Regions from separate parts of the Homo sapiens genome. Here region 1 is linked to region 2. A link is a contact called in ENCODE Hi-C data. All regions are on one chromosome and are shown on one strand. Each heading gives the region's core, a stretch centred on a gene start or an enhancer-like site at or near the end of the contact. The rest is flanking DNA. Distances are from core to core; before and after follow the strand shown. Region 1 overlaps HS2ST1 (heparan sulfate 2-O-sulfotransferase 1). Region 2 holds the start of MCOLN2 (mucolipin TRP cation channel 2).

The links. A loop is a pair of places that touch in the nucleus more often than their neighbours do. Pooled maps may share reads with other maps.
Region 1: a map of OCI-LY7 shows a loop between it and region 2 (6-fold over the local background). The contact joins the enhancer-like site here to the promoter of MCOLN2 in region 2. A Hi-C loop is called at or near these places in 1 of 168 maps with a recorded cell type or tissue (OCI-LY7), 3 of 37 single-sample maps with no recorded cell type and 3 of 50 pooled maps.

What each region holds. Positions count from the first base shown.
Region 1 is chr1:87,054,721-87,059,308 of GRCh38, forward strand. All of the region lies in intron 1 of HS2ST1 (heparan sulfate 2-O-sulfotransferase 1), which reads left to right. Among named protein-coding and RNA genes, the nearest start is that of LINC01140, 73 kb to the right of the region's middle. Within about 2 kb of position 2,736, at least 3 of the 41 ENCODE cell types and tissues checked have a DNase peak (open chromatin) inside an H3K27ac peak, as active enhancers do; they include OCI-LY7, where a contact is called at or near this core.
Region 2 is chr1:84,994,186-84,998,900 of GRCh38, forward strand. MCOLN2 (mucolipin TRP cation channel 2) reads right to left here and starts at 2,928. Exons shown (of 14, transcript NM_153259.4): 1 at 2,611-2,928. The coding sequence starts at 2,687. RefSeq lists enhancers at 1,411-1,470, 3,791-4,662 and silencers at 2,271-2,320, 2,931-3,220.

The sequences.
Region 1 (4,588 bases), core at 1,486-3,985, 2.1 Mb after region 2:
GGTTGTGCTTTCTGCACTCTATCGGCCAGCTGGATCAAAAGACTTCAAGGTACTGTGGAGAATGGCAAAGTCAGAAGAGGAAAGGAGCATAATTCCTTGAATTACTGCATAAAAGGCTGTCTGCCAACCAGAAACACTCATGTTGGTACTTGAGCAAGAACTAAACTTCTTGTGTAGTAAACAATCGAGATTTCGTTACAACAGCTGATGTTTCCCTAATTAATACAGTGCCCCCTTTATATTACAAAGCCCTTCTTTGAAACAGCTCCTTAATCATTTCCCTGCATTCCCTTTCTCTAAAAACTCAAACACATAAATATCTGGAAATTCATGGGGCTGGGAGGGAACAGATGCCACATTACATTCTAATCCAGAACTTTTCTGCCATTGTGCCCTCCCCATCCTATTCCCTAGACCTGTTAGGCTTGGATATTGTTCTTACACAAGCTTGAAATAAAGCCTTATGAAAATGGGCTCTTCCACAGACCAGCTACATACTTGATTTCTCAGTTTGAACTTCAGTGTAGACTACAAACTATCCTGAATTCCTTTCTTCATCCCCATTTATTCTTCCTTCCCCAATTCTCAAATTCACTGAATGGTACCATCTTCCTCCTCAGTAAAGAAGCCTAGAGACAGTACCTTAGCCACTTCCAATTCCGTCTTCTACTCTTGTCACCTAAGCCTCTAACCCATTAACCTATCTCCTTCCAGTCCCCATGCTTCTTCCTTACTGCAGTTGCTTTCCTTCAAGTCTTAATCCTCACTATGTCTTCAGGCCATTGATACTCAACTGTAAGCGTTATCACTCTATAAAATCTTGCATTGTAGAAGTCCCGCGTGGGTTACTTAAAACTCTTTAAAAAAATGGCTCTTTATCGCTTATAGAAGTTGTTCTGAAAGTGCAGTCCATGTACCATAGGGATGCTTAAGACTCCTTTAGGGCTTTCACAAAATAGTTCACAATCATTTTCATAATAATTCTAAGATGTTAGTTGCCTTTTTCACTAGTTGACATTTGTCCTTATGGTAAAAAGCATTGGTGGTACCAAACTGTACTAGTAGGCATTGTGTTTTTTGCTGCCTTTCTCTAACAGCCCAAACCCTCAAAAGCCATTTTCACATAAGAATGTCCGTCAGAAAGCAATAACTTTATTAAATATTGACTATTTTGTGTATGTCCTTAATATTCTGTCACAATATATAAAGTACATCAAGCACTTCTGCATACCAGAGTACAGAGGTTGTCTTGAGGTAAAGCACTTGTGTGATTGAGTTGTGCTGTGGTTTGAATATGGTTTGTCTCTACCAAAACTCATGTTGAGGCTTGGTCCCCATTGTAATGGTGTTGAGAGGTGGTGGGACCTTTAAGAGGCATTTGGATCATGAGGAATCTGCTCTCATGAAAGAATCAGTACAGTCTTGAGGGAGTTAGTGAGTCCTCACTCTCTGAGGACTACATTAGTTACAATGAGATCAGGTTGTTATGAAGCAAGATTGCCTCTCGTGTTTGCGCTATTTTCTGCATATGTCAGTTTCTCTTCTATTCCTCCATCATTTTTTGATACAGCATGAAGCCCTTACCAGAAGACAACAGATGTGGCTGCCCAGTCTTGAACTTGCCAGCCTAAAGAACCAGAAGCTAAAGAAACTTCTTTATAAACTACCTGGTCTCTGTCATAGCAAGAGAAAATAGATTAAGACAAGTTGCAAGCTCAACAAGGCAATTTTTTTCATAGAACACTGTTTTTACTTGAAAGAATGATCAACACACAAACTATGTTTATTCAGACTTGTGTAGTTGGGAGATATTTTCTCAAAAATGAATGAAGTGAACTTGTCGCTGTAAGGAAAATAGTTGACAGTATTAGTTGCCAATTATAAAATTCAAAAAAACTTGTATCTGCCGCTATGAACATAACAGTTTCCCAATACTTAGACTTCTCTGAGATTGGTGGTGTTATAATGAATGTGATTTTTTAAATTGTATAATTTTTATTATACAATTCTAATGTATTAATATTTGGAGGATCTGCATAACTCCGTATACCAATATTTTTCAAATGACAGTGCAAAGTATATCAATATAACAGTATATATTCACTGATATGAACTTGAATAGTGTATATTCATTAATATGGTTTTCTATCACATTGCAGTTAACTTTTAAGAAATTAACACTAGGTTTTAGTGTAGAATTGAAAAAGAATATTTCCAATTATTTGAAAAGGCTACTAAAGTACTCCTTTTCCAACTGTATCTATATGAGTCTGATTTTCTTCATTGACTCCAACCCAAATAATATATGGTAATATTTTGAATGGAGAAGCAGATATGAAAATCCAGTTGTCTTCTATTAAGCCAGACACTTTATAAGATTTGCAAAAATATGTTACACTAAATTTTTTTGCTTTTGGAAAATTTTTTCACAAAATCATGTCATTTATGCTGACATGTCATATTGTTATTTTAAAGTGAGTTAATAAATGTTTCTCAATTTTAATTACTAATGTGCTGTTGCTAGATGTAACCCACATAAACCAAAGCTCTTTGGTGTCCTTAACAATCTTTAAGTGTATAAAAGGTTCTGAGACCAGCAAGTTTCAGAATGCTGGCTTATAGGATATGGTTCATATTCCTAATATGGTGATTAAGACACTGTGATCTGGCTTCTGCCCACTTTTCTGCCTTATGTTTTACCTTGCCCTTAATTTTTCTCCTATCTTCTAAGCTTATTAAGAACCACTTTTAGGGCCTATATGCACTCTACAGTGTTGTGCCTCCAAGGACTTTGCTCATGCTTCTTCCCTTTGCCTGGAAGGTTTCTTTGTCACCCAGAAGGCACTTTTTTTTTTTTTTTTAAAGACAAAGTCTCACTCCCAGCACTCTGGGAGGCCGAGGCAGGTGGATCACGAGGTCAGGAGATCGAAACCATCCTGGCTAACACGGTGAAACCCCATCTCTACTAAAAATACAAAAAATTAGCCAGGCGTGGTGGCAGGTGCCTGTAGTCCCAGCTACTCAGGAGGCTGAGGCAGGAGAATGGCGTGAACCCGGGAGGCGGAGCTTGCAGTGAGCTGAGATCATGCCACTGCACTCCAGCCTGGGCGACAGAGCGAGACTCTGTCTCAAAAAAAGAAAAAGAGAGAGAAAAAAAACTGTATTTTTTGTCTTAAGCTAAACAAATACATCTGGGTGAAACTGAATAAAATAGGATTGTGGGAGAATAAGTAGGCATCCTACTCCCTTCCTCCCACCCAGTTGTTACTGGCCTGCTTCTCTCTCTATTTCTGCTTCTTTCGATTTTGTTTTAGCCTCGGGGTGAGTGGGTGGAGGGAGTCCAAAAACACATCTGTACTGTAGAGGAGAAATTGATAGCATAGCTTTATGGAACTTATCTCAGGGTTATGCAATCCAGAGGTCCCCTGATTTCAGCTCTCATCAGTGCAGGAATCCTTTTTCCATCATTCTTTGACAGGTCCTCATGCAACCTCTATATGAGTATCTCCAGAGACTAATAACTTACCACCCCCTAAACTGCCTGTGTCTTTACTTTGCACTACTAATTATTTGAAAGCCCGTTCTCTCTTGAGCCACAGTCATATCTTTTTTTCTGGAGTAATGCTACAAAAAGGATTCTGCCTCTTTTTCACAATAACTTTTCAAGTATTTCAAGAGACTGTTAGTCATTTTTATGGATTTTCTCTTAGCTAAGTGCACTGTTTTGTTTTGTTTTTTTTTAAGTTTTTTATGTGGCATGATCCATCCAGCTCATTCCCATTCTGGAGTACTCTAGCTTTTAACGTGTGCCTGAAATGACACATAATAGCCCTGTGTGACTAAATACAAATTTCTTAGGAACTGTTCCTTCCTGTGACTTGAAACATTAATTACTGTGTTTTGGTTAGGAGTATAAGCTTTGGTATCAGACAGATGAGGGTGTGAATTCTGACTTTTTTCCCCTGTAATTCATATCTCTGAGTCTAAATTCCGTAATGTTACCATATAGGATTATTGCAAGAATTAGGTGAAGTAATGTACATTTAAACATGAACCGTTGGCTGGGTGCGGTGGCTCACGACTGTAATCCTGGCACTTTGGGAGGCCGAGGCGGGGAATCATGAGGTCAGGAGATCAAACCATCCTGGCTAACATGGTGAAACTCCATCTCTACTAAAAATACAAAAAATTAGCCAGGCGTGGTAGCAGGTGCCTGTAGTCCCAGCTACTCGGGAGGTTGAGGCAGGAGAATGGCGTGAACCCAGGAGGCAGAGCTTGCAGTGAGCCGAGATCACACCACTGCACTCCAACCTGGGCAACAGAGTGAGACTCCGTCTCAAAAAAATAAAAAATGAATAAAATATGAAGCATTGTTCCTGGCTCACAGTAAAGGCTCAAAGTAGAAGCACTTGTTACACTGATAATTATATACCTATTGGCACAGCCTAAAATTGCCATACGTTTTTTTGCAGCTGCTTCACATTACTGTTAATATTATAATCATTATGCTAGTATATTTGTTGTTTATCAGCTTGTGCTACTACTCAGGCTTTTATGCCTTCTCCAATTAGCCATCCCCACATCTTGA
Region 2 (4,715 bases), core at 1,678-4,177:
TCCATTTACAAAGCAGAGGCAGAGTAGATTAACATAATTCTTAAGTGCCCTAGGATTTTTGGAATGGTAAATGAGCACTGGCTTCAACTTAAAAGTCACCAGCTGTACTAGTTCCTAACTAGAGAGTCATCCTGTCCTTTGCACCTTTGAAATCAGATGCTGGCTTGTCCTCTCTACTAGGAAAGTCCTAGATGGCATCTCCTGCCAATAGAAGGCTGTTTTGTCTACATTGAAAATCTGTTGTTTAGAGTAGCCTCCTTCATCAATGATCTTAGCTACATCTTCCAACTAACTTGCTGCAGCTTCTATATCAGCACTTTCTGCTTCGCCTTGCACTTACATGTTATAGAGATGGCTTCCTTTCTTAAAGCTCATGAACCAACCTCTGCTAGCTTGAAACTTTTCTTCTGCAGCTTCATTACCTCTCTCAGCCTTCACAGAATTGAAGAGAGTTTGGGCCTGCTCTAGATTATGCTTTAGCTTTAGTGAATGTTGGTGCTGGTTTGATCTTCTATCCAGACCACAAAAACTTTCTCCATAACAGCAATAAGGCTGTTTTGCTTCCTTATCATTTGTATTTTCACTGGAGTAGCACTTATAATTTCCTTCAAGAACATCTCATATGCATTCAAAACTTGGCTAAATGGCACAAAATGCCTAGCTTTTGGTCTGTCTCAGCTTTCAACATACCTTCCTCACTAAGCTTAATCACTCCTACCTTTAAAGTAAGAGACCTGTGATTGTCCCTTGCACTCAAACACTTAGAGACCACTGTAGGGTTATTAGTTGGGCTAATTTCAATATTGTGGTGTCTCAGGGAATAGAGAGGGTTGGGGAGAGGAAAAGAGATAGAAGAATGGCTGGTCGGTGGAGTAGTCAGAACACATACAACATTTATTAATTGAGTTCCCTGTCTTATATGGGCACAGTTCATGGCACCCCAAAACAATTACAGTAGTCACATCAAAGATCAGTGGTCACAGATCACCATAACAGATATAATAATAATGATGAAAAAGTTTGAAATATTGAGAGAATTGCCACAATGTGACATAGAGACACAAAGTGAGCACATGCTGTTGGAAAAATGGCACCAATAGACTTGCTGGACACAGGGTTGCCACAAACCTTCAATTTGTAAAATAAAATAAAATTGAATTAAATGCAGTATCTACAAAGTGCAATAAAGCAAAGAACAATAAAACAAGGTATGCCTGCACTTTTTTCTATGAACCCCTTAACATGTGACACAAGAGCTCACTAAAGAGTGATTTAATTCTTCAGAACTGACACACGGAACTTAGACCCTAGGCCTTAAAGAAAACAGCCCAGCTTCAGGAAAGTCCACTTTTACTTTTACAGCCAGAAGAGTTTTCTTTGGCCACTACTTTTACTTTGAAAGCTATAGTCACAAGAAGCCATCTCTTTTTCCGCCGGTTTTAAAATTGTCTTGTTCTAGGTTTCACTTCACTGACAGAGACATAGCCAAAGAGATCAGCTTGTGAATATGATCATTCTTGACTTTCAGTTCTGTATTTCGTGCCCCTTTGCTCAAACTATGTCTCTCAGTTCTTCTCACTTGCTTCATTAAAATATTTTATATCTATTACTCTATTTTTTTAAAAAAAAACACTTTTGATATGTTCCTCCTTCACAGAAAAGAATGTGGCTACCTCAAACACTTTATTAGGATTCACTCATTTTTTATTACAGGAGGTTAAATAAAATTGGTATTATGATGGCCTCTGTATGGAAAATGTGTCGTTTTTAGAGTTCCGGCCACAGAAACTGACCTATGAACGGTTTTCTAAAGGAGAAGGGTGTGCCTGTGGAAAGTTCACGGCAACGGGAGTTTGACTCCTCTTAAGGTATGAAGAGGAAGACAGGCTAAAGTCTCAAGAAACTTCTGACTCAATAGGGGAAAGCTATCAAATTTCCCAAAAGTTGTGCGATTTTGGTTAGCACATCACAAAGGTGATGAGCAGCTCCTGAGAGTGAAACCCACATCCCATTTCTGGGGAGAACTACGTAGTTGGTTCCCTCTACATAAAATATCAGAGTCTACATCCTGACACCCATAAGAAACCTCTCCCACCTTTCTCTTACTAACCTTTTCTTCCATTCTCAGTTTACAATGACACACAATTTTGTTTCCCACAAGTACCGTTCAACCAGAGACACACACACTTACACATACGTATATATTTCATATATATATATATATATATATATATATATATATATATGTTTGGAGAGCAGGAAACGGGGGAGCCAAGGTCTGTTTGTACTCACAACTTTGGCTCAACTGTGCTGGGGTGGCTGGAGGTTTGACCACGGAGGAGGGGCCCGCTGGCAGCGCCAACCGGCTGAACTGTGCGCCTTTTCATAAAGGCCGAGGAACTGGGGTTAGCCACACTACAACCCTCCCACCTGAGGGAAAGGCCTGTTTGTTCTGGAAGGCACAGCCTAGCCTTATTTAACTAACTGCAAGCAGTTAATATAAGCATTCCCAAGGCAGCAAGCAAGCTCTAGTCTACGAAAGTAAAGCCATCGACTTTAGGAAGATTTCTCCAGTCCAGCATCCTGAAAGATGAAGCCCAGACTCCTCACCTGACGGTTAACCTGAAAACACCTGATCCTCTCTCCGGAATCCTTGCCTGGGGAAAACGATAAGGCTGCCGGGCCATGCCTCCTCCTTCAAAACTTTCCAGGGCTCTCGGGATTCGGAACAGGAAACACCGTTCACGGCCGACTCATTTCGCCCTCGCCGTAACGCGTCCGCCGAAGTTGGAGCCCTGCAAAGCGGGGTTCCCTTCTCTTACCCTTTCTGCCGGCCGCGTGGTGCGCGCAGACCCCGGCCCGAGAGCAGGCGCCGCAGTCGTGGAGTGCGGCGGGCAGTTCTCGGGCGGCTGAAAGGCGGCTCTGTGTGCACCCTGCAGGATGCGGCGCGTGGCCAGGCGCTCCCGCCCCGCCCCCAAGGGGCTGCCCCGCCCCGCCCCGCCCCGCCGCCTCCTACCGGGGACCGGAGCTTCCCCAGTTGGGGTCCTAGGGGACTTATTCCACGCTTCAGCGGACCAGCCTCCCCGCGCTCCCGGAGAAGGGGGTCGGCGACGCGGAGGCGGGGTGGGGGCCGTAGGGGATGGAACCGAGGCGCGCGCGAGAAGAGCCGAGGAAGTAAGCAGTCCCAAAAGGGGGCGGCGGTGGGGCCCCCAGGGAGGCGTGGGGCACGCCAAGGGCGCCGTGGGGCACTGACCTGTGGTGCGGCCCCCAGGACAGGCCCGAGGCGCGGTTGCACACCGGCAGGTCCAGCACCTCCATGCCTCGAGGCATGGCGCGGCCAGGGAGCGGCAGGAGGACACCTAGCGTGGGACGGCTACACCTGTCTGGGCGCAGGCCCGCCGCCCTTGCACTCTCCACCCAAGTGCCCAACGCTGCGGTACGGCCCGCTTTGGCTCGGGGTGTCTGCCGGAGAAGCGCCTTACAGAGGGACCCGGGCGGTGGGCCCTGCGGCAAAGTGGCCCACGCACCCTCCACACCGCTCCCGGGCGGCCGCACCTGGCACTCCCGGCCCTCTGGGGTTCCTGCCTTTTTCGGGGGGGTGGTGGTGAGACCGGGTCTCACTCTGTCGCCTGACCTGCGATCACTGCTGACTGCAGTCTTGAACTCCTGGACCCAAGCGATTCTCCTGCCTCCGCCTCCCAAAGTGCTAGGATTACAGGTGTAAGCCGCTGCGCCTGGCCCCTTCTTTTCTTCACTCTCTCATGCATTCATTTCTTGTTTCCACATGCATTAATTTGTCCGTTGCTTTGGTCATTCCTGTTTTGATGCTTAGGGAAACACTCACTGAGAGCCAAGCCGACCGTTGGGTACTGTGGTCTCTGGGATGACAAAGACATGGTCCTTTCCCTTGAGGACTTCACATTAAACTGACAAGTTCATTCATTCTGGCTTTTCTCTAAAGTGCACGATCATGAAAGTCTGTGACAAGGGCCATATTTCTGAGATGTTAGAAAGTGCGACCGGCGCGCAAGGAATAGGAAAAGCGAGTTGCCCTGCGCCCGCGTCGGGATGAAAGGCAGGGAGCCGGGAGGGAGCGTCAGCGTGGCCCGGCGGGCGCGGAGGGAGGGCGCACGGCCCCAGGGCTGGACTCGTAACCCCAGCGCCCTGCTGCAGCCGCCGTTGCTTTTCCCTCTTGGTGCACGAAAGGAAGACGCCTGTGGGAAATCGAACAGACAATCGGTCGCCGTTCGTGAATCTTAGAGATGAGAGTCGTCAGTACATGACCAAAAGCCGTGTTCGGCTCCTAGTGATGTTAGCTTGGTAGTTTGGACGTGGCCGACAGCCTCCTAGAGCTCGTACCCCTCCTTTTCACGAGGTAGCAGCAGCAAAGTCCGCAGTGCCAGGCTCTGTGAGTCTGCAAGCGTTTAAAAGATCTCCGGGTTTAGCTCAGGCAAAGAATATTCTGCCAGGTAATTATTTTAATATGCGTGTCCAGGCAGAAGCAGTTGGACAGACGATGTATATAAAAGCACACATAATTGACCCTCTTTTAAGGCACTTCCAAGGGGTTATTAGGCAGAAATGCCTTGGTTTTGAGCCCCTTTCATCGGAGGTGCGCAATCATCCAGCTTTGTGAATAGTAACTGCACTCCAGCCTGGGCAACATAGTAAGACCCCAACCTTTTGGCACCAGGGACTGGTTCCATGGAAGATGA